Linked DNA regions of Mus musculus: regions 1, 2 and 3 are each linked to region 4. Evidence: chromatin loops called from intact Hi-C (ENCODE). Cell type or tissue: heart. All regions are shown on one strand. Region 1 has its middle 25 kb from the start of Gm32330. Region 2 has its middle 89 kb from the start of Gm15418. Region 3 holds the start of B930025P03Rik (RIKEN cDNA B930025P03 gene). Region 4 has its middle 14 kb from the start of Gm15418.

Region 1 (8,000 bases), 520 kb before region 4:
TTTAACTGTCAGAGGATCTCTAAACAGCCAAGGGAGATGTAGCCTTTTGCTTTTGCAAGTAATTTCAGACTATCCACAGGTAAAGAACTATACGCATGTGCCTGTCCCTGTTTGATGTCACCTGGGGAAAGGCAAGATTCACAGAATAGTCACAGTGATAAGCCAAGTGCAGGAGCCTGTGAAGAGCCACTCAAAGTAACACTGGGCTAAACTGACAGAGATGGGGCGGGGGAGCTGGAGACAAGAGGGTGAGTGTATGCAAATCTCTGGAGCACAGCCCTCAAGTCTCATTATTGCTATCATAATTGGATAATTAACGAAAGGCAGAGCTGCCAGAAGGCTGTTGTTGTCCCAGCCAGGAAGTCTAAAAGGGACAGTGTTCTTCTCAAGGAATAGCACAGATCTGGCCAGAGGAAGATGAAAGCACATTCAAGAAAAGCCCTCAGATATGTCTAAAACAAAGAAATACAAGCAAGGGTCTGTGGCTCGGCTGACACCCCCGGGGGAGAGCTGCTTGCTGAATGGAGAATAAAAAATGACTTGAAGTAGGAAGACATCCTGCCTCTCAGTCCTCATGGGGTCAGCACTGTCTGGGGAGGTTCCAGGAGCAGAAGGTGGTCTGCAGGAACTTAGCAAAGTCAAACAGCTTCTCCTAAAAATGAAGGTCACAGGAGACTCAAACACCTCACACACTTTCTCCCCACCAGTGTGTCTTCCATAGAAGGCCGAAAGGCCACAGCTCAATGTAAAGTTGATTAGGAACTATAAAGTGAAAATTTAAGGACCCTGGGCAAATCATAAAAGAAGCATGTTGGAGAAGCCCTGAGCAGATGTCCTACTCTGTGCTTTAAATACACACTAAAATCCAATGCTAGATAACTGTTCAGGTCGGGGTACAGTGGTGTAAATTTCTTTTTTAATTGTGTGTTGTGTATGCATGTGTGCATGAGTGTGTGTGTGTGTGTGTGTGTGTGTGTGTGTTCTGCCTGTCTGTCTGTCTGTGTCTGCGCATTTATGTATGCTCTCAGAGACTAGATGTGCCAGATCCTCAAAGACAGTTCTGAGCCATGTCTTATGGGTGCTGGAAACCAAACTCAGGTCCTCTGGAAAAACAATATGCACTCTTAATTGCTGACCCATCTATCCAGCCCTCAATTTTGATATTTTACAATATTTTATAAATAATAATTTTTCCATCTTCAAGTTTTTGTAAGAAAATAAAAGTCCCTATGTTTGCATGAGTGCCCGCTAACTAGAAAAAGACTGTACATAGCTCTGATGTCCATACTACAACATAATGAGTATGTACTCACCAAGCAGAAAGCTTATATTTGGCCCAACTCTCAAAAGCAAGCTAGAGTTCCGGTCATGAGACCATGACAACCTGGACATCAGCATAAAGAACATCAATTACCCACCCAGCGTCCAGAGAGGAAGAGTCTAGAGTAATGTCGAAGCAAGACACAGAAGGATGGGTTCCCCCAGCTTGTGAGAAGCTGTGTAAGCATGAAGAGGAAGACACAAGATTGGAGAGGAAGTTACGTAAGGGACGCTGTGTGCAGAAACCTTGCCATTCCAATGCTAGATGCAAGCACATCCAAGAAGTCCCACTGATTGAACAAGCACACAGCAACACCTAGTGAAGGTGCTAGCCTTTGCTGGTCTCACCCAGATACCCATTTCCCCTGCCCTGGTGCTGGCCTGCCTTCATTGAGAGCAGCAGCATACTGTCTCTCCCAAGCTGACCTCCATCTCAGAATCAGTAACGTTGCTCTCCTTTAGATAAGATGGACATCTGAAGCTAGCCTGGGAAAACACGAGCCTTTCCATCCAATATGTTCAATTTGGAGGTTTGGGTTTATTGTTTTGGGCAGATATGGCCAACTCTGGGTAGCCAAGCTGGGGGCATGCTCTGGGGGGGGGGGGGAGACAAAAATGTTTCCACCTTATTTTAATGAGTTGTGGGTCACCACCAGTATGTTTCTAGGAGGCCATTTTTGTTTTTTTCTCATTCCCTACAAAGTTTGCCCACAGGCAGTATTGAAAAAGCACACAGGACAGAAAGGCCTCAAAAGGAGAAAGGGGAGAGACAGAGCCAACTCACATACTTTCCATGTCACAGTCCCCACAGCCTGACATTCCGTTCCATCGACGAGGAAACAATATAATGTACAGTCCTGTCACCATGGCTATTAATAACTTGGGTGGCTTCCAGAACCACGTGGGGACGGGAATATTCGGTCTCTAGCATCTGCATCATGCTGAGATGTTTTCTTTCTGAGACAGTGACTCTGCGTCTCTTGCCACGTGTGGAGGTTCTAATTCTCCAGGCACACGGATACTCTGATTCATCTCTGATTCACACTGATAAGGGGGAGCATAGGACCAGCGCTTCCAGGGAGACTTAGAAACCAGAGAACTTTGAGTTCCCAAACACTCTGTTAGTTTCCACTCCTAGCCTAGAAAACCAGTGGGAAAATGTACAATGGAGCGGATGGGAAAACTCATCTATGTAGAACTGTGATGTCTACTGGGAACTTGTATTTAAATTTTCTCACAGCAAGCACAGTTAGCAGTTTGGAATCATCACTTTCAGCATGCCTTTGTTAATCCAAACAAGCAAATGCACAAGAAAGGAAAAGAAAGGAAAAAAGGATGGTATGGAGGATGAAAGAAGAGAGAAGGAAGGGAGAGAGGGGAGACAAAGAAAGAAAGAAAAAAAAAGAAAGAAAGAAAAAAAGAAAGAAAGAAAGAAAGAAAGAAAGAAAGAAAGAAAGAAAGAAAGAAAGAAAGAAAGAAAGAGAAGGGGAAGAAAAAACTAAAAACAAAGGAGCATAAGAAGGGAGGAAGAAACAACAAAAGGAAGGGAAGGAAGGAAAGGAGAGGAGGGAGGAGAGGAGGAGGGGAGGACAAAGGAAGGAGGAAGGGAGGAAGGAAGGGAAGAAGGGAGGGAGGGAGAGAGGGAAGGAAGGAAGGAAGGAAGGAAGGAAGAGAGGGAGGAAGAAAAACAAAGGAGCACAAGAAGAGAGGAAGAAACAATAGAATTAAGGGAGGGAGGAAAGGAAAAGGGAATAAAGAAAGGAAAGAAGGGAGGAACAAATGAAGAAAGGGAGGAAGGAAGGGAGGGAGGGAAGAACAAAGGAACAAATGAACAAAGAAAAGGAGGAAGGGAGGAAGGAAAGAAGGAAGGAAAGAGAAGGGAGGAACAAAGGAAGAACAGGAAGAAAGAAGGGAGGAACGAAGGAAGAAAGGAGGATGGAAGGAAGAAGGAAACAAAGGAAGGAAGAAGGAAGGGAGGAAGGAAATGAAAACAAAAAACAGATTTTTTCCCTCCAGCATCCACAGGTCCTTAGAAGAATGGACTTAGATTGAAACAAGCAAAACTCCACAGAGTACACAGTCTGTGCCCTTCTTTCTTAAGAACAAAACCTTTGTTTTTAAGGTTTCTCTTGTCTGTCTTCTGCACCACACTGGCTGTTTTTCCAGCATCCTGCCCTGCAGTCTTTGTTGTGTGTTAAGGAATAAGACCTAGTCCTGTAGTGTGAATCCCTGAGATTATTAGTATTTCTAAGAAGGCCATGTGTGGTGTCTCTGCCTTTTGTCTGGACTTTTGATGCCAGGGCACCAGAGTAAGAAAGGTTGGCTGGCTCCTCTCCCACCTTCTTCCTTTCCCTCCCTTCTGCTCCTGCTTACAAGAAAGTAATGAGGCACACAGCAACCATAGAATCATCCAGTGTAAGAATAGCACAGAGGATGCAGAGACAGGCTGCTCTGGTCAGGGGTGGTTACAACAAGGTGAGAAAGAGTAGGTGTTAGAAGGGCAGAGTGCCCTTCACTTTGGAGGGTCCAAGGCTTTGCTGGAGATACAGAAGGCTGATGGAGGAACAGGTCTCCTAACCAACATCCAACAGGATGCAAGTAGTGTGTGGGGATGTCTGCAGGCAGGCAAGAGATTCATGCTTTTCCAGCTCAGAGAGGATTCCATCCAAACACTAATTCTTAAGGAAAAAAAATCTACTCAAGAAGTGACCACTTGGCTGGATCTAAATTCACCTTCAGTGGCCACCTGCTCCCTCTCTTCATCCTCTCTCTAACCCCACGTCCTTCTTCCACCCCACCTCCTTTTCTCTTCCTTCTAACTGTACAAACATAAGGTGTCTCCACCTGCTACATACAGCCACTGACTTCTGTTCTTCATGAATGTAAGCCCAAGACAGTCATCGGGTACTTCTTCTATTCCTCCTGAGAGTGACAGCAGTCCACATGGGTTACTGTTTATTTTATTTTGGGGGGGGGGATCTTCTCTGTCCTTATTTTACTCAGCAAGTTATTGTGTGTGTTCTGTTGTGTTCTCTGGAGAGTGGGATGGGGTCATCTACGGTCTCCAATGTTCTTCTCATGTATGTTGACTTCAGTCACCATTCAGAATAAGCGGGGGACACTCTCTAGGAACTTCTCCAGTGCCTTCCACCAGCTTCCATGGCATACGAGGTTCTGTTCATCTGTTCACCTTTAGATCACATTCTGCAGATTATTCAGCTGTGATGGGGAGAGAAATGAACACGAAATTATGAACGCCAACTTCAATACAGGAAAAAGTCTACTCTGTTCATGCTGAGGGGTGAAGGTTGGATCTCCTTAATCAAAAGAGTGTGTGTGTGTGTGTATGTGTGTGTATGTTAATGTGTGAATGTGTGTGTGTATATCTGTGTATGTGTGTATGTGCATCTGTGTGTCTATATGTGTATGTCTGTGTGTTTGTGTATATGTGTGTGTTCTTGTGTATGAGTGTTAGAATGTATATGTGTATGTGTGCATTAATGTGTGGATATGTGTGTATGTGTGTTTGTGATTATATATGTGTGTGTGCATATGTGTATATATGTCCATGTCTATGTGTGTATTGCCTAAGTATGTGTATATGTGCATGTGTGTGTATCTATATGAGTGTGTATGTGTGTATTAGAGTGTTTGTGTGTATGTGCCTGTATGTGTGTATGTGTTTGTGTGTATATATATAAATGTATGTAAGTGTGTGAATGTGAACGTGTGTGACTATGTATGTGAGTATGTACATATGTGCTTCTATGTGTATGTGTGTGTATGTGTTTACATGTGTGAATTTGTGTATGAGTTTGTTAGTGTGTGCTTATGCATATGTGTATATGTGTCTATGTTTGTGTGTGTTCATTTGTGCTGGTGCTCACACATGTGTGGTCATGAGTATGTGGAGACCAGAAGACTGTCTCAGGTGCCTTCTTTAATTGTTTTCTAGTTTTCTTTCTTGAGATGGGGGTCTTTTCATTGAGCTCAGTACTTTGGTTAAACTATGTGGCAAGTAGACTCCAGGAGGCCTCCTGTCTTCGCTGCCTGAGTCTGGGATTACAGCACAGTACACACATTTGATTGTTTGCTTTAAATCTGTTTTATTTTAAATTATGTGTCTATGTGTGGGTTACTGTACATAAGTACAGATGCCCACAGAGGCTAAAAGAGTGTGTCAGAAACCTTGGATATGAAGTTACAGGTAGGTGTGACCCACTGGACTTGGGTTTTGGATTTCTGCAATAGTAGTATACTCTCCAGTATTACTGAGCCATCTCTCCAGTGTGTTCACTTGGGTACAAGGTCCTCTTGATTACAGAAGACCCTTTTTCTGTGTGTGCCTTTTCCCCAGCCCCTATAGAAAACAATCTGGAAGCTTTAGAGAATATAAACACAGCCCATCATATAATTCAATCAGTTTTCTTCAACACATTTAACCAAGGCAATGGAAAGCAGATGTTTGTATATGAACACTTAATGTGGCTTTATTTGTAGTAGCCTCAGATCCAAGTGTCCTTAAAGAGGCAACAGGACAAATGGCAGGAGAGTTCTCTGATGGAGCACTGCTCAGCAATGGTAGAAGGCTTCCAACAACACCCCCCAACCCCCCTACACACACACACACAATGTCTCTCTAACTATATGGTGGGAAGGAACACAAAGTATCCACTGGTCCACTGGGTCCACTGACATTCAGTGCTAGAAAGTGCAAATTAACCAGTGGCAAAAAGTGGGCCAGATACCAAAGGACAGGGATAGGTACACTGGTATGTGGTAGGGTAGGTATGCTGGAAGTGCTGTGGGCACACATAAACACTGGCAGCTGCTGGGTGCGATTCTGATGGCCTTGGTGGTTTCAGAAACACATATCCATGTCTGAGTCAACCTGTTCCACACTTTAACACCTACCATCCATTCCACACCAACTATGCAGGTGTAAAATTACTGAAGAAGGAAAAGAAACAATCACAGGGCTTTGGGACAGACAGTCACAGGCTATCAGGTACTGAGAAGTGTTGAAGTGTTGTAGAAACACTCCTTTGTATGATGTGACTCTCTAAAGCTTGAAGACTGTGGTCCTGCTTCTGTATGCAAACTGACTGCCATGTGACAGTTACATAACAGGTTCCCCCCAGATAAAATCTTCCATCTTAGAGGGAGGCCCCTTAAGAACAATCCTGCAAGGATTAAAGTGAGGAAGTAAACAACTCAATGGCTCCAGGAAGTCCCTGAAACTGACCTGGGTTCACTAAGCTCCTCCCTCCCCAAGCTTATACAGTAAAGGTTTCTGGGAGGCACCTTCAGACAAGTGGAGCTGCTTAGAAAGGGTAGCCTAGATGCAGAGAGAGAGAGAGAGAGAGAGAGAGAGAGAGAGAGAGAGAGAGAGAGAGAAAGAGAGAGAGATTGATTCTGCAGCCTGTGGAACTGTGCAGTGAGCTTCAGGTCTCCAGCTTTTGTGAGCCCGTCGTCACCCATGCTGGGGTAGGCTTTGGTGATGCCACTGTTTTGAGTCATTTCTGCCCCATAAGTAAGCTCTTAGCCATACTGCATAAGGAACCATGACTCATTAGTTCACCAGTTGAACTTTCCTGTTGTCTTTCCTTTGTCTGTCATTGGTTCCATATCAGGGGAGAGTAAATGTCACAGCCACTGGTATCTTTTGTGTTGTAGTCACTTGGGTGCTGGGTTATCGTCATGATCCATCACACCCAGGGAGCTCGTAGGTTTAACAGGTGCCCTCGGAATACGCTTCTTCTAAAATATGTACTTTGTGAAACATTTTAAAGTCATGGGACCTTTTTAGAAACATGAATGGTGTCATGTGCCACCTCCCTCCCTCCTCAGTGTCCCCACCGGTCTCTGACTTCACTGCTCTTCTAGTCACAAATCCAGGTCTTCCCAAGCTTAACATTCCCCGAGCGAGCGTGTCTTCACAGGGTACAGTGGAGCACGGCTGGATAGTTTTACACATATGAGGTAATGCCCACAGGCCTGTAAGGCAGTAACATATCCCCCTCCCCCCTCAGGGTTCCGGCTTCAAAGCTCAAAGTCCAGCAGACGGTTTTTCTGTAGAGATCAAGCTCCTTTTCTACAGCTGTCTAAGCAGTTGCCAAATTTAGCCTGACGCTCTTGTCTCTGGGATTTAGTCAAGGTAAGGTTGGGAGTTTCACAGATCAATACTGCTAAGCGCTCATTAGCAGGGAACTCTCAAACACACCGTATAAATCTGAATGGCTGACTTGAGGGAACTAAGTGGTTTCTCGAAAGTTCCTTGAGTTAATCCGGGCATTATTTTTCAAGTAAAACTCCAACTTGTAATAGTTCACAAGGTCCTGAGCTCAGCAGGATCTATCAAGCACAGGGCACACACCTCCTTTAACAGCAGAGAGGCACAAGCTGGCAAAGTGGACCAACTGTGTTAGGAAGGCTTTAGAGACACCCAAATGGGAATGCCTTGTCCCTTTTCTTCCATGTCTGTATCATACCAAAGACACAAGTGGAACCCTAATGGAAAGAATCACAAGCTCAAGGGGGACCAAGAGAAGGAGCCCTGTCAGAACCAAGGCAGCTGCTGGTTTTTCACAGGCCTGTTCTCTTCATCTTGAGTCTACTGAAGAACATTTTTAAGAGTCGTTTTCTACGACATGGAACATTTTCACAACAGTCCAGTTTCA
Region 2 (8,000 bases), 75 kb before region 4:
ATCTGAGTGAGAGTATTGTAAATGGGTGGGAAAATAATATCATTGTTATTAGTACTTGGCAGACAGCTGTGTGTTCTTTAAGGGCATCTGCAGGACATTTACAGACATTGAGGCTGCCTCAGACCACATACAAAATGCCACACTGACTTTCAGAGGGAGAAATAACACAGACCAAGCATACTAACCACAGTGAATAAAATTAAGCTTTGTTCAAAGGCAGTGTCTGTCCATAAAGCACTGGTTATTAGACGAGGAGGAAGGAGAACAAACGCGAGCATTCACCGTGAGAGATTAATAGATGGAGACAACGCAGGAGGAAGGAAGTGATTCTTAAAAAGGAAAACCAAGGGCAGAAATAGAACAAAACCGGATTTGATAACACATCTAAGAGCTTGTTCTTTGAAAGAAAAAGAAAAAGGAACCAGAATGCGAAGCATCTGGCAGTAGCTTCCAGAAAAAAAAAACAAAAAACAAAACAACAACAACAACAACAACAACAAAACGAGAAAGCATGGTATACAAAATCAAGCCTGAGAACATGGTGGGTAGAAAATTAATAACATGGTAAGCATCCCATAATACACACGGCCAACTCTGTGATTATAACTTGGGGAAAATTACAGAAATGGGTACATTTGCTCTTAAGGCTAGAGGGTTAGGAATGGAGATTTTCCCCAAAAGTCCTACGGAGGAATAAGCCCATGGCCCACCATATAACAGAAGACATGAGACCTGTGGGGTGCTGCTTCCCAGAGAAGCCAGGCCTGGCATTTGGGGACTTTTGCCCTTTTTCTGCTAGCACACTGCACAGCTGCACTAGAGGGGAAGAAGTTACAGGAGACCTCTCCAATGCTCCCAAAAGCCCAGAACAGTTCTGAGCCCCAAGCCTGACAGAGGTGCTACAGAAAAGGGAGTGGGAGACTGTGAAAAGGCTTATTAAAATTCCAAATAAAACACCAGCGACTTCGGGCCAAGGCTGTACGAGAACGGCAGTAGCTCATATTCGAGGAAGACGAGTGTATTTTAATAGATCACATCAAGAGATTAAAAGAAGACCCAAGCTCTCAGCTAAGGAAGATGCCCATAAAAAGGCATCGAAACAACAACCAAGCAAAAGCAAGCTTCTTCTCGGCTTCACAGAAGAAAAAAATGCTTAAGTAGCTTGGATCAAAAAGCCAATTCTCTGCTATTCCCCATCTACAAACATTCTCAATCTTCAGGCTACATCACACTGACTTCAGAATTAACTAGGTATTTGTTTAAAATGCCGGTATAGATCGATCAGTCGTCTGGATCCAATAAGCCAGTGTGGGAAGTACCCAGGAGTTCAGTGCCTCAAACCACAGCATCTATTCTTGATGTCTGCCTTCAGACTTAGGAGAGGGGCTTCATCGAATCTTGATGGACTCACATACGGTCACAGCCTGAGCTGGCTGTGCCTGTATGAGGTGCTGTCCATGGCTCTGCTCCACACCCCTCCTGTATCTGAGTGCAGCACCTTTGCCTGGGCATCTTCTCACAGGGATATTAATCAACTCCAGACAAAAGTCAGTCCTTGCTTGTGCTGATGTTTTGCTGTTTATATCCCATTGTCCAAGAAAGGCAAAGTTTAGCCCCATGCTGAGGGAGGGGTGAAGCTCAGCTGATGGACCGTCTTGCTCAGACACTCATGTCCGTGGATGAGAAACAGGTATACAAACCTTCCACAGTTAACCCTTTAATGAAATCTTTACTTGGGAAAGAGAAGGTGGGGCAATGAAGGGCATTCTGGATTAGCCGTGGAAAAGAGACCTGCTAGACAGAGATGTAGACAGTGAACTTGGGACTCTAGACACAGGGAAAAGGTCAACACCCATAGCCTCCCTAGTCAAGGAGTTGCAAATGTTATGGAGCAGATTTCAGGAAATAGGAAGTTAGAGGAAGAGCTGTGAAGCACACGCCATCATCACACATTGGAAATGTTTTAGTGCACCAGGAGTATATGCTGGAGAACATCAGAAGTGATCGATCAAAAGGGGCGTCGGCAATATTGTGAAATGTGTTGGGACGCTGCTTACCTCTTTTCTCGTCTTTGAAAGACTTTGTAGTAGATCAGCCTTGAATATGACCTTGAACAAAAGAGACAAGGAAGACACAGTCCAACCAACAAGGACACAAAACCTGAGGGAGTCACCAAGGGATCCTCTAATCTTCAAGTGAACCATTCTAATTCAGACAAGGAATTATGAAGCCACCCTAGTCAATAATAGCTTAGGGACACCTAATACCCACAGATAAAAGGTACTCTCATGTTCTCCAGAAGACTCAGGGGAGTCATAAGGGTAGCTTTCACATGCATCTATGTTACCCACACCATCTGCCTATCATCTATCTGTCTGTCTATCTCTACATCAATATCTTTGAACATAATCATGCAGGTCTGTATCCATACGCTGTCTGCACACTTGCTTACTATCCACATATATGCCAGTCCTTATCAATGTGTTTATAATGGTTGAAAATCAAGGAGTCAACTGGGAGAAAGTCCAGTCTTGAAGATACAGTCTCATGTAATTCAAGTGGATAGTTGAATACCCAACTACTTGTATAGTTAAGGCTGATGATAGTCCTGGCTTGCATGGAACTAAGGGCAAGGCTCTGTAGTGAAGGGTTATAGCAGAGCCAAACCTAGCACTACTATTGAATTCTTATAGGATTAGCAGTACCAACAAGACTAGTGATATTCTGAGACTCACTTGTCTTCTGCCATTTGTACAGACAGCTTCCCATCATAACACTGAGAAGGCCAGGAGAAATCTGAGAAATGTGGGTTAAGAACATTTGAGTTAGACAGTATTTCCCAGAAAAACAGAAGCAATAGGATATAGTATGGGCATATGTGTGGGAGAATGGATGGACGGGTGGATGGATGGATGGGCAGGTGATGGGAAATCGATAACAAATAAGAGACATATTATAGATACTAGATAATTATGATAGAGAGATAATAAATGATAGATGAGAGATGTAATTGATAGATATATGATAGATAATAATAGGTAGGTAGATTGATTGATTGACAATAGATGTGATTGATATGTAGATAATAGGTATGTAGATTGATGATAGATATGACTGATACACAGATAATAGATAATAGGGAGATAATGGATAGATGATTTATTGATTGATTGATAGACAGATAATAGAAAGATAGGCAGATAGGTAGAAGAGAGAGATTATAGAGGCAAAGAGATGGAAAAAGGTATCTATGAGTCAGTCTGAAGCCTATGTTCTTCTTCCCAACCAAGAATCCTCACTGTTAATGCCAAGCCTTCTGACCATCCGATGGACTTCTCTGTGTGATAGAGGGTCCTCGGCTTTAGTCACAGATGCTGTAGTGTTGATGGTGGATGGTCACCACATCATAGCAGTGTCTACCCCACCACTCAAAGATGGTGATTGACAAGAGCCTGGCATACACACATTGAAACAGCTCATAAGTCACATGGGCTTTGAACCTAGGCAGACGTGGGATGCCTCTGCTAAGCAGGCTGGGCCAGGATTAGCCTTCCACTTCACTTCCCTCCTCTCTAGCATGGGAAGAATAAAAAACCCACAAAGAACAGCTGCTGAAGGAGTTACGTGTGCACTCAGAGACCACAGGATCTTGTTACCACCCCTTTGAGCACAGGAGGTGGCAAAGCAGAGAAAATTGGGTGAGCCTGAGAGTCAGGAGAAGGCTCTGAGAGCCAGAACAGAGTTCTGGGGGATGACCCTTTCTTCAAAGCAAGGAGCCCTGGGCTGGATGATGAGACTATCATAGAGCGGCCCCTCTGGGACCTGTCCTAGTTTGACACAATTCCACAGACTACAAGTACCTGATTACAATCAGGAATAGCCACCTCTGCCTGTTTGCTAAGGACAGCACCTCCCCTGGGTGTCTCCATCCTCACAAACAGCTCTGAGGTCACTATCTCCTTCCAGCACACTGCTGACTCTAAAGGGTGCCATTCAAACTCCTTCCTTTCTAGGAACCAGCTGATGACTTGAAGCAGGGTTTTTCCCAAGCCCACGAGCTGGTCCTGTTCTGCTGCCCACCCCCCGAGCACATGCCTTCAGCAGAATCCACAGAGCAGAGAAACAATAAAACCCGGTGCTTTTACTCCTGAGAGTAAATCACGAGACACAGAGCAGGTACAAATGTCCCTGTGACCTACAGCTCTGACGTGCGTAAGGCTGAGGTCACAGCTGACTGGTTGCCAGAGGTTCCTTGGTGACTGCAGAGATCCCGTGTCATTGCTTTGCTGTTATGTAACAGCCGTGACTTGAAGGGCTGCCTGTGCTCATGTGAGGACAGCCACCGTCTTCCAGCACCAGCGCTGGGTCACAAGACACAGACCTCCGTGTGTTGATTTCACATGAGGTCATCTGCCAATTTGACCCATGACAGAAATGAAATCCGGCTTTCCTGGGGGACCTCATTTATCACCCTACCTTTAGCTCTCTGGCTGTTTCATTTGATTACAGAGTAACTGAACCCCTAATAATATCATCAACCAACCACATAAAAAGGGGCAGCCATGAGTCTACGGGGCAGCTCAGGGCCTCATGGTTCCTTCCTCTTCTTGTTAGCTGAAAATAATTCTTGAAGGGGGAAGAAAAACATTTCAAAAAGAACTTTTCTTTTCCCAGAGATTTGAAGCAGGATGTTATTATGTGTCTTCTATTACATTAGGAAACTTTATTAAAACCATCTTTCTCTAGCCTTTTAAATCTGAGGCATGCAGCACACTTGGCAAGCGCACAAATACCTCCATAATGACGAACAGAAATATATATGTGTTTGTAACAGGCACACCATTGTTCTTATAAAATATGGCCCCCTTTCTATACTTTTTCCCTCCTGGCATTTTGGGAAAATAAGCCTTAGATCATTTTGAGATTTATCACCAAACACTTGGAATTCATGAAGCGAAATTGGGGCACAGGTTTCCCTTTCGGCTTCCAGTCTCCGTTGTTCGGTTCACATTGCTTAACTGAAGCCCACATTTGCCAGCCGGGTGCTCCAACAGGACTAGAAATTATTGAGTTTATCAAGTGTGATTTCAGACTGCGTAACATGCTTTGATGGGCTCTCATGGGTGCTACAGCAAGCCAGGCATGCTGTAGGCTCCGTGATCTCACAGAAAAGTTATCTTTTTTTTCCCTCAGCACTTGATCATTTACTGTGCTTTCAATGAGCTCCCAGCATGCCGAGCATCAGCCTCCTGTGAGTGTATCCGCCATCTGCTGCCCCAGCAATGCTAAGTAACAAACAGGAATGTTCAGTTAAACAAAGTGTCCACTGCATCCCCACTTCTGGGTTCCTGCTGATCTGAGTTCTTGCTAGTCAGTGCAGACTGACTAGATGGCTCCGCAGGTTTAGCTGTATTTCCTTGCAAATGAGGGTTTTCAGAGCCATTGCTTGCCTCCAGGGACCTCAGAGAAGAGGATTGAGGCTCAACTTTACTCCACCTGCCTTTCCATTGCTCAGATAAGTTTGTGTGACCAGACAGAGCATCAGAACAAGGAAATGGCAGCACACACAGGTACCTGCTGGTCTCTCTGGCCTTGGAGATGCTGCTACTCACTGGCTACAGTCAGTCACCTGGCTAAAGTCAGAGAGGGAGAGGGTCATAGGTGGATGGGAAAAGGTTTGGCAAGGAGGCAAGTGAATAGGTGGAGAGCTGTGTGTGTCTACTACATAAGTATGCTCCTGAAGGTGTGCACTGGAGAACAGTGGGGTGCGAGCCCAGAGGAAGAGAAGTGTTATGGCCTGTGTGTCTAGGAATGTTCCCTGGTGGAGGTCACAAAACCAGATGCACATTAAGACATGCAACATCCCAAGTAATTGCTGCCACACTGTAGCAGTGACCACTGACGCCCAAGGACTGGGGCTTCGTGTCTGCTCCTACCTGGTGTCTCTGCTTCCTTCTTCCTATTGCTTATCATGCTCTGTACCCCTCAAGAGGAGTTAGTTACCACCACCACCACCACCATGACCACCTCCACCTCCCACTTGTGTCCCTCCTCCTCCTCCTGTGTGCCCAAACACAGCCAGGGCTAACTCATTTCTTCAATACATTGTGCAATTCCAAAGTAGCACTTAGTAAGTGGAAAGGATTTCAGCAAGCACTTCCTCTAATACAGAAATTCCGAAGCCCTCTAAGAAGTGAATTCCACCTAGTTTTTGGGGATAACTGGTCACCCCAGTGCGTGTCCTGGCTTGTCTGAGAACCAGTTACCAGACCCACTTTCTGTTCTCTCTAAACCTAAAAATAAAGGGGCAATTAAATAAGTTTGCCATCAATAGCAACTGAGATGCCTATGTTATTAGTTTCCATCCGGTATCTACCAGACACCCATTTAGGGCTGAGCACTCTACAACCTCTAATTCTTTGCACACTAACCAGTTTTAGGAGATCTTTGTGATAACTACCATCTACTACAAGAAGGAGGAGCTTCTCTGATGAATACTAACAGATGCTCTCTGATCTATGGATGTAGCAATAAGTCATTAAGAGTCAAGGCTAGAAATTGGCACAGATGTTTGGGGGAAGAGGTCCCAGGTTCTTGACTCCAGGTTACCTCCTTCCGTATTCCCAGTCTCACCTGTCTAGGAACACTCACTGGCCTTTCCAGAAAATCCACTTGCCTCCAGGTTGCCCAGCAAAAGCAACTCTGCTACAGCCCAGAACCACAGGACCAGCCAGCACAGTGCCAGCATCAAGGTCTTTTCAGACTGCATGAACAAAGCACCAAGTTTCAAAGGCTTGCAAGCTAAGAAAATTACAAAGTAGCCATGGGGACCCCTCTCTTCCACCAAACTGAGGTATTCACATCCAATGGGCTTCTGAACCACCCACTTACTGCTTCACAGAGCATCACCTTCTTCAGTGTCTTCCCGTTGGGGCAGCTGGCCCCTGTATGTTCTAATAAAGACACTGAATTCACAATCAGGTCCTGATCACCCCCCACCCATCACACCTCTCAATGCTATCACACTGGGTTTGGGCTGTCCCATGGCAATTATGGAAAGATGCTGACATTTAGACCTAGGCAGAGATAATTGACAGGTAGGTGGTAGATCAATAGATATATAGATAGATGACAATAAAGGATATGTGCATAAATAGATAGTAAATTGATAGATTACAGATGGTAGACAGATTGAAGAAATATAGGTAGATAATATTTAGATAAATGATAGCTATAGACTGATAGATGATAAGTAGGTGACATTTATAATAAATTGAAGAAAGGCAGAAAAATAAATTATAGATAATATTTATAGGCAGCAGATAGAATAGTGATTGATAGATAAATGGAAGAAAGGAAGGAATAGAGGGAGAAAGAAAGGGAGGGAGGGAGGAGAATGAGCCTAGAGGGAAGTGTCTGGGGTGTACTGTTGTTACTGTTACTACTGTGGCTACTGTTGCTACTGTTGTTACTATTGCTACTGTTGCTAGTGTTGTTACTATTGCTTACTGTTGCTACTGGTGTTGCTGTTTCTGGTGAGCAGAAAATTTTTTGTTTGTTTTTTGTTTTTTGGTTTTGTTTTGTTTTGTTTTGTTTTTTTTGAGACAGGGTTTCTCTGTGTAGCCCTGGCTGTCCTGGAACTCACTCTGTAGACCAGGCTGGCCTTGAACTCAGAAATCTGCCAGCCTTTGCCTCCCAAGTTCTGGGATTAAAGGCGTGCGCCACCCATTTAATTCATATCTAAGGAGAGAGCTCTGGTGGTTGATAAGATTTCAGATGGCAGGTTTTGTTTTTTGTTTTTTTTTAAGAAGATGCCAATATTGTAAGTCAATCTAAAAGGGCTATAGTTGAGGAAATATGAAATAAAAAATTAAGTAAAATAAAGTAAAAAGTCATGCATTAATTTCAGGAATGCCATTCCAATGAAGAATGTAGGTGAAGAAACTGGGCCAGCAAGAGTTAAAAGTTCAAGGCAGACTAAAACATTAACTTTATTTTAG
Region 3 (8,000 bases), 290 kb before region 4:
TCTTTCCACGCTGTGTTCTCAACTGTGCTGGTCTCACAAAAGAAAAGCAGCCTCCCAGAACAAAATGGTGCCCAGAGGTCCCAGGACTCAGACAGCACCGACGTGTGTGCGTTCTGCTGACCTTCAGTATTCAGGACCGGAAGTATTCTAGCTGCCCAGTCCCCGCTTCTCTCCTGTCACACTTGCCCTCAGCACAGCTGCCCAGCCCACAGCTTGTAAGTTACCTTGCTTAGGTGTTCTCCCAAGTTCTGCAAAACGAAAACAGCATTAAAAAAATCACGTGTGTGTGTGTGTGTGTGGGGGGGGGGGATAAGTCAGAGATGCGATGGCCCTGACAGAGGTTAATGTTTCGTGTTGGCAGACAGTACCCAAATTACAGCTTCAAGGAACCAAAAGTTTGGGAGGCCCCAAAGGAAGGGAGAGATGAAGTTGGCTCTTCCATATCCAATCTCCACATGAAAAGAATCTGAGGTGATTAAAACAAAACCGATGGCAGCTTCAGAGCACTTCAAGCCACGCCTCCGGATATCTCCATCTGGGAGCTAGGGGAGCATCTTCCTACCTGGTGATGTCATGGTCAGTGAGCTGGAGGACAACAGTTATCTGTGCGCATCCCGAGTCTCCGGGAAGCAATAGACGAAGGAGAGATGGTAGCTAGGATGTGTCTGCTGGCTGATTGAAACATCAGTGGAGTCTTGGAGGAGGACAACCCCTCCCCGAGACAATATGGTTGCTCATTTGATGGAAATAGAAGGTGACATGTGAAATGGACATTCTAGCACATTTGATATAGTGCTACGTTAAATTCCGCCGGTAAAATCTATGCCTCCCTTCGGGTTACCCTGAGAACGGTGAGCTGAGAAGAGACGCATGTAAAAGTTCTAGCTAGGTTGGCTGTACAGAAAGCTCTTGAGTGCCTGTCCCTGCTCTCAGTATTGGGGTCACAGGCACACACAGACATGCCTGTCTCTGTCTCCCAATACTGGAGTTCAGTAAACACAGCCATGCCTGTCCCTACCTCCCAGTATTGGGGTTCAGGCACATGCAGCCACACCCATCCCTGCCTGCCAGTATTGGGGTTCAGGTGCATACAGCCACACCCATCCCTGCCTCCCAGTATTGAGGTTCAGGCACACACAGCCACACCTGTTCCTGACTTTCAGTATTGAGGTTCAGGCACATACAGCCATGCCCATCCCTGCCTCCCAGTTTTGGAGTTCAGGCACACACAGCCATACACAGCTTTTAAATGGGTGCTAAGGTTTTTGAGCCCAGACCCTCATCTTGCAGCGCACAATGCCCTTTCCTACAAAGCATCTTCCAAGCCCTAAACAAGGGGCTTACAAATGTCCTCCCAACAGAGAAATGACAAATTCACAGTAATAAACAAGCTAATATACCTGACATAATCATTCTGCAACACATCGTATTATACCCCACAGATGTGCACAATTATGATCAGTTAATTAAAAACACAACAAAATGAAGGAGAAAAGGAAGAAGAAAAATAAACAACCCTGACTATACTAAAGTCCAATACAAGAGCTACTCACACCCTGAGTAGAAACAAGGTATTACAGCAGAGAACAGAAGTGAGCATGCTAGCTGCTGCAGAGCCTGCCCCTCATTTCCACCCCTCATACCCACCTCTCATCCCCACCTCTCATACCCACCCCTCATACCCACCCCTCATACCCACCCCTCATGCATGCATACAGTCGGCATAGGAGTGAACACTACAGGTAGTTAGGTGTGAGCCATGGTAGGTGGACGAGTAAGCGCTGTCCAGGCTGGACCCTGGCTCACTGCTTCTTGCAGTTGGCTCTATATCCTCTGCCTCAGTCATGCTCAGCTCCCCACCCCCACTACAGACACCTCCAGCCACACATTACCCACTTGATTCGTGTCTCCTCACCTTCTCGACCATCCTTATCTGTTCTAGAATGGCGTGTGTGTGTGTGTGTGTGGCCACTGAGAGTACATAACAGATTGCTGTTAACTAAATGGGAGGCATGCAAAAACCGGATGTCTAGAGGTCCGGTCTTGTTTTCCCTGAGGACTATTGCCATGGCAACTGGTGCCTTCTCTCTCTGTCCTCAGATGCTCTCTTCCCTGGTACCAACATGCCAGTTTCCCAATCTTCTTAGAAGGACACTTGTCATATTGGATAAAGGCCCAGCCTGTGGCCTTGTTTAACCTTAGATATCTCTTTGCAAACTAACTCCAAATACAATACAGTTGCACAGAGGGTTGGTATACCAACAAATGAGTGAGTGGAGGCTACAGCTCAGTCATGTATACATGTATGTACACACACATGTACACCCACATGCCCATAAGATCGATGCTATTTTGATGTGTCAGATGGCTGTTGGACATGGTGGTGAAGCAGCTATTCTGAAGTTCTGTGCACATATGTGCCGTGTGATCTATCTTGGTTTTCCCCATATGCGTGCCGAGTGATCGATCTTGTTCTCCTCTTGGAATTTCACCTCAATGGTTTTCACCACTCCTTTATAATGCACTTAATGGAATACATTTAATTGCTCACCTGTTCTCTTTCGTTCATTTCTTTACAAGCATGCGCTCTTTATAAGTCTTTAGAGACACCCAGGACATTGCGACAACTTCTACAGCCTCAGGTTAGTCCCAAGAGGCCCGTGCTCCTGCTCCGTATGCTCGGCCTTCATTTAAATCAGCACACATTTGACTTTGTTCCTTCAGTGCCTTTCTTTCATCTCAGGCCCTCCACGGAGCAGGCCCCTCTTCTTCATGAAGTTTTCAGACTTTCCATCAACTAACATTTCCTGCAGCACACTAGCACTTGTCCAAAAGTGCACTGGCATGCCCTCGCTGTGTCTCTGCATCAGCATTCTAGGCTGACTCTGTTTTCTTCCCAGAACATAGAGAATCTTCCACTGTCTTCCTGAGAAAGGGGTAATTTGTCTTGCTTCTTTGGCTGTGTCCCTTTAAGAGGAAACTCAGATAGAGCGTGCTGCTGCCTTTTCTGTGAGGATACTGACAGGTCAAGATCTCGGGTTAAGACGGGTCAAATAGGTTCAGCTCTTCCTCTGTCCTTGTGTGTCTGGGCTGGCGCTGATTCCAACCGCCAGTGCCCTCCACTAATCAGCTGCTCCCATTCACTGCCACAGGGCTGGCTTCGGTTCTGGAATCTGGTCCCTTCCTTGGAGTGAGGCGTCTTCTATTTTTATTCAGCATATCAAGGTGTTTGCAGTAGCAGAATTCTGGGTGAACTTTGCCAGCACAAAGTTGCAACCAGAAGCCCAACACCCTTGAGGTCTCTCTGTTGTGTTTCCAGTCCTTCAGGTAAATTGTATTTCTAAGAACTGAAGAAGAGCTAAACATTAGGGATCATGTTAATCATATTCCATATATTTCAGAGAACAAATGCTTGAAATAATCATAGAATATTAATTTTGAGAACTAAGGCAATCAGTGGAGAATACTTGTATGTCTGCACCAAATGGTTGGGATAGGGAATGGTCATCCTGTGTCTTCGGTGACATGATGACAAGGTGTTTCAGCATTCCCCATTGAACTGTCACATGTTTTCCAAGGTTTCTGCAAGAATAAGGGGTACGATAGGCAATGTCCGTACAATGATGAACTGCATGGTCAACCAGGGCCATCACTATCACCATCACCAACTGCAAGAGTTCATGGCTTCTGCATGGTCTCATGACCATCTTCAGGATGGTCTCATGATCGTCTGCAGGGTAGTCTCATGGCATTTGCAGGGTGGTCTCATGACATTCTGCAGAGATTCTTGGCTATATGCAGGGTCTCACAACCATTTGCAAGGCCTCATTGCCATCTCCACAGTCTGATGACCTTTTGCAGAGTCTCATGGTTGTCTGCAGGGTCTTATGACTTCCTACAGGGTCCCATGGCCATCTGCAGAGTCTCATCACTGTCTTCAGGGTCCCAAGGTCTTAGGGTTGTTGGTTGGTTGGTTCCACGGTCATCTGAAGTATCTCAAGACTATCTACTGGTCCCACAGCTGTATTGAGAGTTCCAGAGTTATCTGTGGATCTCATCACAGTCTTCAGGTCTCACATCTTCTGCAGTGTTCTGTGGCTGTCTGAGCTATCTCATTGCCTTGCAGAGGGTCTCAAGGCTGCGTACAGGGTCCCACCATCATCTGTCATTCTTTCTTTCATTTCCATATCTCCAAACTCTCGCCACTGACTCTGGAACTGAACGGATAATGATTTACAGTTGTCATTAGTTATCAATGCATACAAGCTCTGTCTTCAAAACAGACTTGCATAAAGATAAACTAACCTCTTCATCCCAAGGAAATTATGGTCCTGAATAAATAAATTCAAAAAGGAAACTGAAAAAGAAAATCCACCACAGAGCCATGTGTTTTTGAGATAATAATTAAAGAGGCTTTCTGAAGATCAAAGTGTAGCTGGGCATTGAGGTTCATGCCTATGATGCCAGCATTTGGTAAACTGAGACAAAAGGATTGCTGGGATCTCAAAGCCAACCTGGAGCTACATAGTGAGTTCCAGAACAGCCTAGATGCTGTCTCCAATGAAAATAGTAAACACTAAAGGTGTTTCCCTTGGGTTAAGGAAGAGCTTCATAAGAAAGGCAAGTGGGGACCTGGGAGGCACTTGGAAGGATAGCATGAGATACAGAGTAAGAGATGATGTAAGAGAGAGACCATGACATCACCTTCTAGTAAGTTACCCTACTAGACAGGCAATTATATTCACATATGAGCACTAGACACTCACGTTGTGCATTAGCAAAGAGTTAGCCTACTCTTCGGAAGAACACGAGATCCAGAAAGATGGTGGTCTAGGATCTCTTCTGCCAGCCACATCCTGCCCTGTACTGTGGATACCTAGACCTGTTAGGGGTTTGGGCACCTGACTCGCATCTGTGAAGTGTGCACAGAGAGACCGATGTCTCCCCAGGAGACCAGGGGCTGGAAATGGTACTGGGGTTCCCTCTTTCCTATACTGCTCCCTTCAATCCATCCATTGCCTTCCCATTTTTCATGTCCCATTTGCCCCCCAACAAACTGCCCCCTCCGCTCCTTCACCAAGTACCCCAAGCACACTCCATACTGAGATGTAGGCCCTGCCTATAGTACTTTAGCATTTCTTCTTTCTTTCATTTGCTTAATTTCTGCTAAACCACAAGAAACATTACAACACAAAACAAAACCCACAGCACTAAAATAAAAGGGTTTTCACAATACGGTCCTGAAACAAACAAACGAGTTAAATACATGAGTTTCTCTGTCCCCAAAACTACCCTAAAAATGCAACCCTCAACTCCTATCATGTTTCCCACACTTTATATTTCTTTCTGTATTTTTTTTCAAGTTTTTTGAGAGTCGCATGCAAGATCTCTTCAATATGAACAGATTAAACTTATGGGGAATTTCCCTTGTAGATTAAAACCTACATTTGTTCTAGTTCTATTTCTATAATAAAACTCTGTGATAACATTCCGTGACAAAAGCATCTTAGAGAAAGGGGTGTATCTCAGCTCACACTTCCAGGGGACAGCCTATCACGGTGGGGAAGTCAAGACAGGAACTCCAGCTGATAATCCTATCTCATCCAGTCAAGAGCAGAGAGAAATTCATGCATGCAAACTTAACCACATGCTTGCCTGCTCAGCTCATTTCCTCCACTCATACAGCAAAGAACCCTCTGACTAGGGAATGGTAACACCCATGGTGGTATGAACTAAACTAGGTATCAACTATCCTAAGACATACACAGGCCAAGCCAGTGTAGACCCCCATCACTGAGAGACTCTTTCCTAATGATTTCAGGTTGTGTGAAGTTGACATAACAATCACCATTCTAAGGCACCAAATAGATATGATGGCTCCTCAGTTGTGCAGAAACTGACACTAAGGCCTTACAGGTAAATTCTCCAGGAGAGTAGGATACCTCAAGGTGTAAAGGCAAAGGTTACCGTGGAGCCTGTGCAAGAGTTCAGATTTAAAGCAAAGTGTTCCTGTTTAACCAGTTTGCCAAGCTTTGAGACTAATGTCCTGGTCACTGAGTACCGTGGTAAAGAGTCTCACACCATGATCATCTGAGTAATGTCCAATAACTCAGCTAACAGCCATGTGTTTAATGCTTTCTTATTTATTTGTGCTTTCCCCACTCATCCACGCTGAGTGTGCCCCCAGCTACCCCGCTGTTATGCTGCCACTCAGGGAAAGCAGACAACAACAACATAAACAGAAGTATTGCTGGGACACAGCTCCTAACGCCACATCCCTCCAATGTGGGGGTCACATTTTAAGGACCACTGACACAGAGCATGTGTTCTGTGCTCTGAGAAGACCTAGGGAAGACATGAAATGTTTGCTTTCATAAACTTCTACTTCCTGCCCATGGTCCCCTTCCAATTTCTTCCATCAGAGAAGTCAGAGCTCTTATAAACTGGAAGGGCTGCATGGTATGGCCAGTGGCTTATCATCATGTTGGGAAGTCATTAAATATCAAAGACATGGTCTGCCATCTTTAAAATTCAGCCTCGCAGTGAGCTCATGGCTAACACGTGTTGCTGAATGTAAACCTTTCATGGTCATGTTATATGCACACAGAGCACTTTTACATGCCCAGGCTTCTGACAAATGTAAATGCTGGGCTCATCAGGCCTCTAGTCCCTCCAGAGTCCCTGTTTCCTCTCTCTAACAAAGGTTTAATTATTGCCCATTTGCAGATCGAATAACTGAGGCACAAAGGTTAAATGGCTGACTTCAATTTCCTGCATGTTAACTGAGAAAGCCACACGCAGTGTAGACTCCTGGAGCCGTCAGCCCAGAAGACACCAGGTTGCCTCGACTACAAATGAGAAATGCGCACAAAAAATCAATTTTATTATGGAGATGAATAAATCATTATTTCCCGTGGAAGCCCTGTCTCCTGAAAGATAATCAAATGGACTAATACTTAATTAGTCAGAGGTCTCATAATCAAAACAGAAGCTTGCAGCAGGCACAGGACATCACAAGGAGAAACTAAGGCAATTGTTGTTTCACAGAGACGGCCTCGCTATCTCTGTCCTGCCAGCCTGTGACTTCCACCTGGCCATGTTGTGAGCTAGCTAGCTTCCACAGCATGGGGTTGGGCTACCTTACCTACGAGAAGATGGTTTGTGTCATCTTTGACCATGTTTCAGAGAGGATAAGATGTTTTCGTGTGCAGGTCCAGAGCTGTTGGTGAGATTGGTGCACAGAAAGGCACCAATAGGTTGCTATAGTTTAAGTTACCCAAGTGGCTTTACATGATTGTGTAGCTTAGAGATGCTCCTTACATTTTGGTAACTAGAGGACTTGGGCCATGTGTAAATTCCATGAGGTATTACTTTACAGTGCATAGAAGGTAAAATGTACAGAGGCAAGGCAGATGACAAACAAGGTTGATGAAGGGTCCTCTGTTCCTGCCGTGGCAAACAGCCTGTATGAGGGCAGTCCTCTATGACACAAAAGCTTACTCCTGGTGACCAGTGTGAAGGCTATAACAAGAGAAAATACTGAAGAGCAAGCTTCCAGGAAGAGGGCTGAACCACTGAAGGAAACTCTGTTCTTCCCAGTTCATATGACTGCTCAGGAGCAGCAGGAACCAGGGGAATCCTGAAGATGCAGTGCCAGAGATGGTGAGACCGACAGGCATTGTCCACCTAGGACTTGAGAGCATGATCTCATGTGTGAACGCCATCTTAACAAACGCTCAGATGCTCTCAGGTGAGGGGCATCTTCATTGCATGGCATGAGGCCTAGGTCCGGGACCTTCAGAGCTCATGAGACAGGACTGCTTCCAGGGGCTGGACAGACACAGGAGCCTCAATACAAAGGAACTGGGTACCTGGCCTTCTCCTGCCTCAGTACTGACTGACCCTGAACAGAACCTCACAGGCACTTTGGTCTGCTCCCTGGTCCCTCCGCCTGATACCTGTTCCCATCTCCAAGGCTACCTGAGTTCTGAGTTTCTCCC
Region 4 (8,000 bases):
TCTCTCCCTCTCTCTCTCTCTCTGTTTCTGTCTCTCTTTCTCTGTCTCTGTCTGTCTGTCTGCCTCTCCCTCCCTGCCTTCCTCTCCTTAGTCATACTACATTTTAATGTCTCTATTTTATCCACCAACCCTGTGCCACCCTCATCCATTGGTCACCATGATGACGCAATCCTCATTGGACAGCTGTACTCTCCTGTCTGCCTATGTCAACGGTGGCTGGGCCTGGCTCCTCCCAGTGGCACCAGGGCAGACAGGTCCACAGAATATCAGGGATAAGTAAGGTTTGTTTAAGGCAAAGTTTGTTGCTGAGATTAATTTATTTAGTGTGGATATAGATGTTATGTTATGAGGTCCACTTAATGTCTCCAGGCACCACGGAATCTTATTTTCAGTTTCCACGGAAGGCAGGCATAAGGAAATGAGCTAGCATAGCCTGCCTGCTAAGAACAACCGTAAGCATTGTGTAAAGGCAGGGCACCGACTCCCTCTGTAGAACTCTTTGACTGTTCCATCTTCTCACAGGGTGGTTATTGATTACCACATGTACCCCTGTAAGATGGCTCAGTGCGTAAAGGCATCTGCCACCAGGTCCAAGGACCTGAGTTTAATCACTGGGATTTACATGGTGGAGGGAAAAAAAACCAACTCCCTAAAGCTGTCCTCTGACTTCCACATGTATGTCATGGCATGCACACACACACACATACACACACAGGCATACTCACACACACCACACACACATACCACACACACACCACACATACATCATACACACACACATGCACACATACACACACCACACACACATACCACACACAACACACACACACACACACACACACACACACACATACCACATACACACCACACACACACATACCACACACACCACATACACATACCACACACACTCCACACACACCACACACATACACACACACACCACACATATACCACACACACACACATACACACATACTCACACACACACACCACACACTTCATATATACAGTAGTAATAAATAACATGTTTTTCTTTGGCAGCACACTGAAGTATCTTTCAGCTTGTGAGGTCAGTTTCTCCCAACCGTGAGCAAGCTCTGTTCTCTGCACTGCTTTACAGTTTGGTTTACAGTTTGTTTGTTTTGTTTTGTTTTGTTTTCTTTTTCTTTTTCCAGTGGAGCGCAGTCATCTCTGCAGGGCTGGAAACATAACCACCGATTTGCTCTTTTTAACTTGGAGAACAGAGACTCCTGTGTGTGAATCTCTGTACATAGTTCATGTAACCATTGTTCTGTGGGTAGACCTGTTCTTCCATGTTCTGTGAACCCATGGCTGGATCTTTGCATGCTACGTGTCCTGGAATAAATACCTGGAAAAGGATAACCAGAAAGACAAGGCTGCTCTCAGCCCCTCACACTTGGGAGGGATAGGACACATTTTCAGTAATGCTCAAGTAAGCCACATACTGTCACACTATGAGCTGTGACACGACCCCTCAGGGGAATATCTTGCTTAAAGCTGGTATCTGGGTCCCTCCCAGACTGCTAACTCAGTGGCTCCAGGCTGGCCCCGATGTATCTCTGACCAGATGCTGCGGGTTGGGCTGCCACATTTGGGGAATACTTCAGTCAGACGGTAGCAATGCCTTCAGAGAGCAGGTAACAGCCTGACCTCTGGAGCTGCAAGGAACTGGGGCTTGGGGGTCAGGTCACCTGGCCTACCCTTGCCAAGTAAATAAGAAGATAAGCCCCTCAAGAGGAGTTTCCCAGACCATCACCCACTGGAAACCCTTCCTCAAGTTGTTGACACTCATTTGTCCTCCTCAGAGAATGACCCAGTGCCTCAGAGCCTCCCACGCCCTTTCAGCATGTCCCCCATTCCTGGTCCAGCCTACCTTTTTCATGGTGCCTAAGACATGACAGCTGCTGCCATCCCTAAAGTCTCAGCCCTCCAATACACGTCATTTTAATATAATCTTGCCCAATGATATGAAGAAGATATGAATGGGAAGTCCACAGAGGACCCCTGAACCTGTGAACTTGGTGCCTTGATGTTATCAGTCAGGCCGGCCAAGTGTCCCTGTGCAATCAGCCCCTGCTGCAATCTGGGGTATCTCTGTCTTAGATGTGATATTTTAAACTATAGGACAGGATCCCCAGGGTAGGAAGGATATGCAATATTGTCCACCCTCTCATAACTAGGAGCCGAAAGAATACAAAATGCCATGCACTCTCCTCGGGACACAGTCTGTGTGGCATTTACTCTCAGGACGCCGGCCAAGAGCGGCTGGCAGCAGCAGATCCAGAGTAACAGAGTGTGGACGTCTCCCTCATGTGACACAGGAGCCAAAGGTCTGAGTCATCTGAGCTCCAGGCCCATATCCAGGCTTGGGGAACGCTCTCTGCTCCTTTTTTAAGATCTAACCTTTCAGTCCTTGAGGTTCTTTGCTTGGTCTCCTCACTTAGCAAGCAGTGCACCCATCCACTAGAAGTCACACAGCTGCACAAATCTCCAGGGACTGAGGCGCACAGGGTCTCCTTTATCCTGGAAAATAGACATGTCTTAACTCTCTGTTTCTCAGGAACAGGTGAAGCTTGGAACAAGTCTAGTTAGCCAACAGTAGGATATCATTCCAGGGGTCTTTCTAACTAGGTGGAGCCTCACAGTCATGACCATAGTTCAGAGGTGCAGGGAGTGAGGTTCAAAACCATCTTTGGTGGCTTTTCTGGGGACTCTGAAAAATTCCCAGGGACCCAGGCCTTTCTGCTGCTTGGCTGCATTGTCTTGCATTCTGCATGGCTGCGGGCGTGTAAGGCCCAATAAGGAGCAACTAAGATTCTTGCTGTGTGGTGAGCAGCAATGGTGAGAGTCTGTGAGGATCTGTGGGCTGGGATGGCTGTGGATACAGAAGACAGGTCCTCCTCAGGTTCAAGGGGGCAAATAACAGGCCTAAGGCAGGGTGAACTCACTTGCTAACATGGAGAGTGACAGAGCTGGGATTCCTGGCTCACTCCGTCTTCTGAGCTACTTTAAAGTTCTGGGATGATTTGTCAAGAGGAGAGACGGCTCCTGGTTGGAACCGTGGAATCAACTGCAGAACATCTGGTCTGTGAGAGAATGGTGGGTCCTGCCCAAACCCATCTTCAGAGTCGTTCTATATCCTAGAAGGAATATAGAGTCTGAGGGCCTGTGCTGAGCAGACCCTAAAGTAGGGCACACAGGCCTGAGCAGTAAATTGAAGCAGAGGCAAGGTGAGCTTCCAATAAGCTTGGGAAGAGCAGAAGATGGCGGGAGGGTAGTCCTGCCTGAGGTTTATGTCTTTACAGCTGTTGTTTATTGAGAGGAAACTGAACAGTGTTTAGTAAATAGTCTTAGGGAGCACAAAACCCTCACAGCCTTGCAAAGGAAGCATTGCTGGGTGAATTACACCACCAAAACGGCATGGTCAAGTCGACAGCAGTTCAGATGTCACCTCACAAGGACATCCGTCTCTGCAGCTATGACAACTTAGAACAAAACGAGATTTTGATGGCCTAGCCAGAACCCTGATCCATCTAAAGAGAGAGTGGGGTGGGCACACACAGAGAAGAAGTGACATGGACCATGGGGCTAGGACCAGGGTACCACAACTGGATCCACAAATGCTAGAAGCAGGAGCTGCCTTCCTTAGAACTGCAGCATGACCTCGCCTGCACACATCGACAAGCAGAACTAGAAAAGGATAAACTCCCTCTGCGCCCTTCATTTTTCCAGGTAAGCACAGTGAGGTCAGAGCTGGATACTCAGCAGGGAGCTACAAGGGGACTGGAGGCCAAGGAGCACTCTATCCAGCTTCACAGTGGTTCTGCTCAATGCCCCTCTTTGAGGTTCTCTATCCAACCTGCAATGGGAATCACTTTCTGCAGGACCAACGGCCCCTCCAAGGAACAGCTGGGAGGAGAGGCACAGGAGACTCCCAGGCTGCTGAGCCTCTGGTCGCATGCTGCTGGCAGCTGTGGGCTCACATAGTGCCAAGTGCTCGATTGAGTGGTTGGCATGCCTGGCATCCTGGTTACTCTCTGTGGACGCGGGTGAGTCACAGAGAGAGCGTCACTCCTGCTCACGTCAGGGCCACACCAAGGCATCAGACCCAGGGACACAGGAGCTCCTAATAGAGACACATGCAGCAACTCAGGCCCGGGGATCACCCTGGAAATCATGTGCACTCCCTTGTCACCCACCTAGCGTGCCAAGGTGTCCTTTACAGGACACCACAGAAACCAAAGAGGGCACCGTGGCAGGGAGCCCAGGGCTGTCTTTTCCTATAACTGTAGCCAAAGAACATGGGTGGGGGTGGGGAGCAGAGTCAGGGGCTGGCACTGTGGTGGTGGGGGTGTGGGGTGTGGGTGCTGGTGTTTGTTCTCATGCTCGTGTGTGTGTGTGTGTGTGTGTGTGTGTGTGTGTGTGTGTGAGCATGTTTGAGTGCTCGCATGTGTGTACACTCGATTATGCTTATGGGTGGACCCATATGGTGGTCAGGTGCTGGCTGCTCAAGAGAAACCACAAGGAAAGCAGGAATGGGCCAACCAGGAGATGACCTGCCCTTTCTGTTCAGGTTCAGGGCTGGAAAAGAGAGTGTCTCAGGCTGTGCCGCTTTGTGTGGAGTGTGCTGCCCCCTAGGGCAATTCGGAAATAGAAACAACCCCCGGCTGCCCTTGGGTGATTTGAGGCTCTAGAGTTCAACAAGGAAGGGTAGATGGGGTGCAGTGCAGAGGATGCAGTTCCGGGGGAGATTGGGGTACAGTCGTAGCTTTAGGGTACAGGGAAATGGGTGGGGTGTAAGAATGGAAGAATGAGCACAGGAGGGGGATGGCGTGCGGGGGGAAGGATGGGGTGCATAAAGGATGGGGTTCAGGGAGAAGGATGAAGGACAGGAGATTATGTGATGTGAGGTTATGGGGTGCTTGAGGACAATTGGGTTCAGTGAGCAATGGGGTACAGGAAGAGGATGGGTGCTGGGCTGGAGGCAGGTTCTGTCCCACAGTGGAAAGAGGCAATAGTACCTTGACTCTGCACACACAACTGAGATGCCCCTCTGTACCATTCAGCCCAAGCTACCACTTTCTGGCCTCTGGAACTCCAGGTGCTTTCTGGCTCTGTATGTTAAGAGACTTGAGTGGTCCGTCCCCTGATCTCTGGGAACTTCACCAGGGGTGGGTTTACCTCTGCGTTGTAAGTAGTCTTGACTAACAGAGCACATGATGGATTGAAGGTAAACCTCCTTTTGTGGCATTTCCTCAAGTGATGTAGCTATAGCTGTTGGGTCAGATGTGGTTCTTGACCTACCAAGAAGAGCAGCCACTCCGGGGCTGCCAGGGACTTGGAAATGGATTTTCCATTGGGGCTTCCAAAGGGAACCATCCTTTGATAACGATTGGCTCAGCTTAGAGAGACCCTCGCCAAACATCTGACCTCCACAAAAGTGATGGTTCTCATTAGTAAGATAGCAATCATTTGTGGTTCATTAGTGCAAAGAGGTATCAAGGGAGATGTCTTCATTCCACACTTCTGGGAGTGAAGAGGCTTGTAGACAGGAGAGAGTCATGAGGAACGAAAGACAGACCGTAGATGCCAGCATTAGTTATCAGTAATTGCAGAGGTGTGCCCAGTTAAACTCCTTCCAGCTTATCTCCTATGACGGCATCAAGGACTGTCTGGGCACGTGTGCCTGCAGTCATGCGTCCAATTAGCCACTGATCCCTTGTTTGGATATTCTTGGGGGAGGAAAGGGTTTAGTTTTCCCTTATAATTGTAGTTCATTACAAAGGGAAGCCAGGGCAGGAACTCAAGGCAGAAAGTGAAGCCATAGAGAAATACTGCTCATTGGCTGAGTCTCCATAGCCTGCTCAGCCCGCTTTAACAAAACAAACAAACAAACAAACAAAACCAGCCCAGGGTTGGCACTTACCCTCAGCGAGCTAGGCTCTCCCACTTGTATCATCAATTAGTAGATCGCCCCACAGGCGATCTGATGGGGGTGTTTTATCAATTGAAGTTGACATGATGACCCCAGCTTGTGACAAATTGACAGAGAACTAACCAGCACAAATGGATTACAATAACTAAAGGGGAGACATTGAAGCAAGAGGAGAGGTTGCTGGCCAGAAGAGGGGGGTCGTTAGGAATGGAAGGGGTATCGAGGAATGAACACTTTTAAATATTTCACAAATGTGTCTAGTATTATTTTAAAAAGCAATTTTTAAATGAAAAACGGACAAATAAGAAAAGAAAAGCAGAGGCAATTCGCTATGGGATGGAGACCTACAGGTTAACGAACTGAACGGAGGCCTGTGTGCCTTTAAGTGGCTTTTCCTTTGAGCACCCCTACTCTCTTTCTGGGAGAAGAAACTAGGCACAACAAAAGCTGAGAGACCCAGAAGTATTCATGTCAGCCATCTTTATGACATAAGATAGACATGCCCACGAATGTTCTAAACTTTCAATACATCTCCATTCCCCGAGCGAGGCATACGTAACCCCCACCCACCCACCCACCCACCGCAATGTATCAGCCATCTTTCTTTCTTGAGCTAGGACCTTGAAGTGAGCATGCTCAGTAGTGTGCATCTCAAACTGAGCAGGCTCGGGAATGTGCCCGCCGCAAACCGTTTTCCAAGAGGAGTTGTTGTCAGCTCCAAAAGTTTCCAATCTTCCTTTGTTAGGAAGGAGTCTGCTTTGGCAATGATGCCGTTGCTCTCTTTCCTTGGAGCGGGGGGGGGGGGGGGTGCGCGGGGAGAGGGGAGTGAATCTTCTCACCATAACTTCTGGATAAGCTTGGTTTGGCTTTGCCCTCCCCAAGAGGAAAACCCATCAGTTTAGGTATAAATGCAGCATGCATAGCACGCATCTTGTGCAAGCTTTTCTCCAGGAATAGCAAGAGAAAAGAATAAAAGCATGTGATTTTTATCTCCTTTTATGTGCATTCAAAAATACCAGAAGCCCATGAACAATTAATCAGATATTTCCTGGGGCAGCGGGGAAGAAGCTCGTGGAGGAGGTGGGTAAATATGGAAGAGGAGGGTGCTTTCACAATGTTCCTTTTTGATGTATTTTTGAATCCTGTGAATATGTTACCTATTCAAAATATTTTATTAATTTTTTTTTAAATAACAGGTTGAACAAGTTTCTCTAGGCCATACCCCGTGAATTCCAGACCTTGAGCTGACACGCTCTGAGATAGGCCTCTGCTGATTTCCCCACTGCCCCATTCCTGCCCTTTGGGTGCACCACAGCAAAAGAATTGTGGGTAGTAGAAGCTGGTGTCCGTGGAGGGCACGTCAGAACCTCTCTGTGCTGTTGCAAAGGCCACCGCTTCACTGTCATGCCCACTCCCTGGAGGAGTAGACATAGGTAGAGTGAAGCTGAGTCTGGGTTGAGATAAGAGTCAGCCAGGCAGAGGATTGGGCACACTAAACGGCCTGTTAACATCCTAAGGTTGCTGTGGCAACACAGCACAAGTCGGGATTCCCTCCAGAAATCTACTCTTTACTGTCTGGGACTGGAAGCATCAACAGAAATGTACGTACCCAGTCTGGGGAAGGTGGGACCTCTCTTACCTCATCTGGTTTCTCATTGCTGCAGACCCCTCTGCCTGGGCCCTCTGGCTTGCAGGATATGATTCTCGGGAGGACACTCCATCTTCACAGTTTTCCGTGCACGGCTGGCTCCACATGAGGTCTCTTCCCATAGACATCAATACTGTTGGGTTCAGAGCCCACCCTGTTCTGTCATGAGCTCTGTATAACTCTATCTGCAATGACCAGAGAAGGTCACTGTCCTGTTTCATTTTTTGTTGCTGTGATAAAAAATACTCTGAAAAAAGGCAAGCAATGCAAAAAATAAATAAAGTTGGGGGGATTTAGTTTAGAGTTCCAGGCTACAGTCCATACCTTTCTTTGTACAGAAGTTTAGATAACAGGAATGTGAGAGAATTAGTCAGATTCATGGTCAAGGTCAGA

What was found. Hi-C counts contacts between places; a loop is a spot of excess contacts. Peaks named below come from ENCODE experiments on the same cell type or tissue, not always from the same donor. Only the 100,000 strongest peaks of a DNase experiment are listed, where the experiment ranks them.
Region 1: it touches region 4 in a loop (5-fold over the local background); 4 of 42 quality-filtered maps call a loop at or near these places.
Region 2: a loop joins it to region 4, with 8 times the contacts of the local background. A loop is called at or near these places in 9 of 42 quality-filtered maps.
Region 3: it touches region 4 in a loop (8-fold over the local background); 4 of 42 quality-filtered maps call a loop at or near these places.

What each region holds. Positions count from the first base shown.
Region 1 is chr8:10,644,423-10,652,422 of GRCm38, forward strand. No RefSeq gene overlaps it. Among named protein-coding and RNA genes, the nearest start is that of Gm32330, 25 kb to the right of the region's middle. In heart, no CTCF peak of the experiment used is centred here; no DNase peak of the experiment used is centred here; H3K27ac peaks cover 2,655 bases.
Region 2 is chr8:11,094,404-11,102,403 of GRCm38, forward strand. No RefSeq gene overlaps it. Among named protein-coding and RNA genes, the nearest start is that of Gm15418, 89 kb to the right of the region's middle. In heart, no CTCF peak of the experiment used is centred here; a DNase peak (open chromatin) is centred at 4,258; H3K27ac peaks cover 879 bases.
Region 3 is chr8:10,880,497-10,888,496 of GRCm38, forward strand. It overlaps B930025P03Rik (RIKEN cDNA B930025P03 gene), which reads right to left and starts at 1,958. Exons shown (of 6, transcript NR_040705.1): 1 at 1,916-1,958. In heart, no CTCF peak of the experiment used is centred here; a DNase peak (open chromatin) is centred at 3,155; H3K27me3 peaks cover 1,372 bases.
Region 4 is chr8:11,169,407-11,177,406 of GRCm38, forward strand. No RefSeq gene overlaps it. Among named protein-coding and RNA genes, the nearest start is that of Gm15418, 14 kb to the right of the region's middle. In heart, a CTCF peak has its summit at 4,658; DNase peaks (open chromatin) are centred at 2,335 and 4,085; H3K27ac peaks cover 4,360 bases.